Regions from separate parts of the Homo sapiens genome. Here region 2 is linked to region 1. A link is a loop called in an ENCODE intact Hi-C map of the cell type or tissue named here. Cell type or tissue: Calu3. All regions are shown on one strand.

The links. A loop is a pair of places that touch in the nucleus more often than their neighbours do. Peaks named below come from ENCODE experiments on the same cell type or tissue, not always from the same donor. Only the 100,000 strongest peaks of a DNase experiment are listed, where the experiment ranks them.
Region 2: a loop joins it to region 1, with 5 times the contacts of the local background. A loop is called at or near these places in 4 of 110 quality-filtered maps.

Annotation. Positions count from the first base shown.
Region 1 is chr9:111,813,882-111,816,381 of GRCh38, reverse strand. No RefSeq gene overlaps it. Among named protein-coding and RNA genes, the nearest start is that of SHOC1, 20 kb to the right of the region's middle. In Calu3, no CTCF peak of the experiment used is centred here; DNase peaks (open chromatin) are centred at 211, 671 and 981.
Region 2 is chr9:111,890,665-111,893,164 of GRCh38, reverse strand. No RefSeq gene overlaps it. Among named protein-coding and RNA genes, the nearest start is that of UGCG, 4.9 kb to the left of the region's middle. In Calu3, no CTCF peak of the experiment used is centred here; a DNase peak (open chromatin) is centred at 1,094.

The DNA.
Region 1 (2,500 bases):
CCGAGATGGTGCCACTGCACTCCAACCTGGGCAACAGAGCTAGACTCCCTCTCAAAAAAAAAAAAAAAAAAGAATATGACTTTTTGTTCTTCGCTGCATAGAGAGTACCTTTAGAAACCATTGCTGCCACCCCACTGACCTGGAGGGGTTAGCTTGATCCAGAAAGCACAACAGGAAAAAAGCTCTCTATGTCTCAAAATGAAGCCACTCCCACAGGGTTGACAAGAATTGCATGCCAGGTTCAGGACAGAAATATAGTTATAATTAAGCATTAATCAGGCTGCACTTTGGTCCACTTCCTTGTTGGTAAAAGTCATGCAGCACTAGATGCTGACCATCTGTATCCCCATTGTTCCTATAGATAGGGTCTCTGACATTAGGGTCATAAGACTGTTCAAGACTCATTGGCATCTCCATTGTTCCTACAGATAGGATCTCCGACATTAGGATAATAAGGCTTTTGTTTAAGGATTACTTATGATCTTTCTCAGACCCCGAATTCTAGAAACCAGTTTGAAGAACCCCACAGAAGAACGGGATCAGCAAAAGAATACAGCTTCTTCATCTCCTTGTCCCATGACTTCACCCTGCACTCTTCAACCAATCAATCTCCACTCTTTGGCCCACTCCAAAAGCCTTAAAAAAAACTCTAGCCCCAAACTTCTCGGGGAGACATATTAGTTTACTTCCATCTCCTCGTTCAGTGGCGCTATGATTAAACCTCTTTCTCTGCAACACACAACCTATTGTCTCAGTGTATTGACTTGCTGTGTACATTGGCAATGAACCTATTATGGTTACAAAAGTATTATATAGCTGCTAGCTTGGGTGTAACCCAGATCATGAATACAAACTATGTTATTTATTATTAGTGGGAATATGAGACCAGTCAGCCAGAGAAGGGACTTAAGTAGTTTCTTATAATCATAGTATAGTCTGAGAGTATCAAAGAGCTCAAGGAACTGAGCTCAAATTACAGGATCTTTATGCAGGGGGGAAGGGGATCACAGGCAAATGTCAAGATCCTAGGCAAATACCAGCATTAAGAACTGGTACTTGTCCAGGGCGATGGCTCACTCCCACCTATAATCTCAACACTTTGGGAGGCCAAGGCGGGTGGATCACTTGAGGTTGGGAATTGACAAGACCAGCCTGGCCAACGTGGTGAAACCCGTCCTTACTAAAAATACAAAAATTAGCTGGGTGTGGTGGTGCATGCCTGTAATCCCAGCTACTTGGGAGGCTGAGGCACGAGAATTGCTTGAACCTGGGAGGCAGAGGTTGCAGTGAGCTGAGATTGCGCCACTGCACTCCCACCTGGGCAACAGAGCGAGACTTTGTCTAAAAAAAAAAATAGCTGGTACTAGTGGCTGGCTTTAACATGATTGGGCTGGCTGAATTGAAAGAGCCAGGAATAGCATCACAGAGCATGGAAGTAAACCACTTTACATTTACAGTGTTCTAGCACCCCTTCATACAGCGTCTAAGCCTGCAAGCCCTCCCCGCAACCCAGAGGCACTGATCCTTTGTACTTTGTACACTGATCCTAAAAGTAATTATTAGTAGGCCACTATTTAAGAAGTAATTTTCTCAATAGATTTTTACATGTGTGTGCATGTTTATGTATAAAAGTGTGTTTATTTTTAAATACAATTTGCTTTTGTTTATTTATTTTGCCAAGGAACAACAATAACAAAATCCAGTTTTGAATCCCACAAGTACAACCACAGGAAAGCACCTAAAATTGCTGAAGGTTGACAAAAGCTGATGAACAAGGCATTGTAATTTAGGATTCAGGATTCATCAATTCTAGTTTTTATCCTTGTCCTTTACTAGCTGTGGCTTTGGCTAGGTCCCATAGTCTTTTTCTGTGCTCATGTTCCTTCCTTCACTTACAAAATGAGGTTAATTACAAGGACCAGCCTCATTCCCAAAGCAGTTTTGTGGTTGTTGACTATTTAATTAGCAAGTCTTTTAGTACTAACAATTAGCAACATAAACTATCTACTCTCTTTATTCACAATGGGTGGAGCTGCAAATATTGTGTATCTGAAGTTTTTGACAAGAGGAAATTATGTAAGGGGTAGTTTATTTTTATTTATGCATTTATTTATTTATTTGGAGACAGTCTCTCTCTGTTGCCCAGGATGGAGTGCAGTGGCACCATCTTGACCCACTGTAATCTCCGCTCCTAGGTTCAAGTGATTCTCCTACCTCAGCCTTTCAAGTAGCTGGGATTACAGGCACGCCTGTCACACTCGGGAAATTTCTGAAGTTTTAGTATAGACGAAGTTTCGCCATGTGGGCCAGGCTGGTCTTGCACTCCTGGCCTCAAGTGATCCGCCCACCTCAGCCTCCCAAAGTGTTGGGATTACAGGCCTGAGACACCACACCTGGCTGGGGGCACTCTATTTTAATGAGCACCAGTTCACAAGAAATAAACATTTCTGGCTCGGTGTGGTGGCTCATGCCTGTAAATCCAGCACTTTGGGAGGCCAAG
Region 2 (2,500 bases), 77 kb before region 1:
AGATCCCAGGATTTAGCACCTTGTGGGCACTTAAATATTTGTTGACTGAATGAATAGATAAAATGTTTATTTATCCATTGACAGAAGTCACTGGAAAAATTTCAGTGACTTCTGAAATTTTCTGGAAAAACTTTCTGGAAAAATTTCTCAGCTTTCTCCTTTGTCTGTAAAGATTTTTAAATGGTTTTTCGTTGTGAGAAAAATACACATTAACTTCCATACCTCCTCCTTTATCTTATAAAATTAAGCTAAAGAGTTAGAGTAATTACATATTAGTTCAACTAATCATGTCCTGAAGACCTGCTCCAAAGCCCATACTCTACTTGACAGTCAACAACATAATTTTCGTCTCAATATCACATATTTTCCATCTTTGTCATTGTTATAAATAATTTTTCATGTAAACATTTTAAACATCACAATCCAGTTTTCTATGGTGAGTGTATTATTATTTTTAAAAGATAGGCATACTGTAAATTTTCAGCCCTATAAAAACTTAAAAAATAAGGTGAAAACAAGGTGATCCTCCAGAAATTGAGTAAATTTGAAGTTTCATAAACAAAGAATCAATTGACGTGAAATTTGTGGTGCTAATGCCAAGAAAAAAGTAATTCTTGTCTTTTTTCTAAACATGTTTAGAATTAAGTAGAAAAATACCTTAACTATCAGCTCAGGTGATTAACTTACATTGGTTTGTTATGCATGAAATGGTAACTTTGTAAAAGCCTTCAGATCCTAAGATACTGTGTTACTGTAAATTGCCTTTAAATGATACAAAGATTCCAGGCAAATTATCAGTTCAGGGCCTGATCTTGATAAACCACTGGTATCCTGTGTTTATATATGTGGGTGTGGTCCAGGGGAGTGACTAGAGTTTACTAGAGTTCATGTTCTTCTCAGCTGCTGTGTTCTTCTCAGCTGCTATGCTAACTCATATCCAAATGCCTAATTAAAAAATTTTTTTTTTTTTTGAGTTGGAGTTTCGCTCTTGTCGCCCAGGCTGGAGTGCAAGTGGTGCTATCTCAGTTCACTGCAAACCTCCACCTCCCGGATTTAAGCGATCACCTGCTTCCGCCTCCAGAGTAGCTGGGACTATAGACGCACGCCACCACGCCTGACTGGTTTTTGTATTGTTAGTAGAGACGGGGTTTCACCATGTTGGTCAAGATATTCTTGATCTTGTGACCTTGTGATCCGCCCGCCTCAGCCTCCCAGAGTGCTGGGATTACAGGTGTAAGCCACTGCACCAGGCCTAAAATCTTTTTTTTAAAATCACATACTCGGCCGGACACGACTGTAATCCTAGCACTTTGGGAGGTCAAGGTGGGCGGATCATGAGGTCAGAAGTTCGAGACCAGCCTGGCCAACACGGTGAGAGCCTGTCTCTACTAAAAATACAAAAATTAGCCAGGCATGGAGGTGCCAGGCTAATGTTTTTTGTTTTTTTTTTTTGGCAGAGTCTCGCTCTGTCACCCAGACTGGAGTGCAGTGGCATGATCTCGGCTCACTGCATACTTTTTAAATTATTTGTAGAGATGGGGTTTTGCCATGTTGCCCGGGCTGGTCTCAAACTCCTGGACCAGCTTGTAATCCTGAGTAGCTTGTAATCCCAGCTACTCAGAAGGCTGAGACAGGAAAATTGCTTGAACCTGGGAGGCAGAGGTTGCAGTGAGCTGAGATCACGTGCCACTGTACCCCAGCCTGGGAACAGAGTGAGACTTTCTCAAAAATAAATAAATAAATTAAATTAAATCACATATTCATTTTCTTTTAAAATTTCATGCTTAATCTTGTTTTAATCCATACTTTCCTAGCTCGAACCACTAATGTTTATTCTTAATGGAAGCTAAATTCAAAAGATGTTCAAATATGCCCCATGTAAATATCAACTGTTTTTGTTTTTTCGTTTTGTTTTTTTGAGACAGGTTGCAGTGAGATCACACCACTGCACTCCAGCTTGGGTGACAGAGCAAGACTCTGTCTTAAAAAGAATTACTAGTTTGCCATCAGATCCCAGGGTTTAGCACCTTGTGGGCACTTAAGCACCTTCTGTCACCCAGGCTGGAGCACAGTGGCATAATCACAGCTCACTGCAGCCTTGACCTCCCAGGCTCAGGTGATCCTCTCACCTCAGCCTCCCAAGTAGCTGGGACTTCAGCCACCTGCCACCACACCAGGCTAATGTTTTTTGGTTTTTTTTTTTTGGCAGAGTCTCGCTCTGTCACCCAGACTGGAGTGCAGTGGCATGATCTCGGCTCACTGCATACTTTTTAAATTATTTGTAGAGATGGGGTTTTGCCATGTTGCCCGGGCTGGTCTCAAACTCCTGGACTCAAGGGATTCACCCATCTTGGCCTCCCAAAGTGATGGGATTCTAAGCTTGAGCCACTGTACCTGGCCTTAACTATTATCTTTTTAAAAGTGTTTTTGGAAATTTCTTTATTTTTGGATAGATAGTTATGACTCATTCTAGTTTATTTAAGCTCATAATGCTAAAATC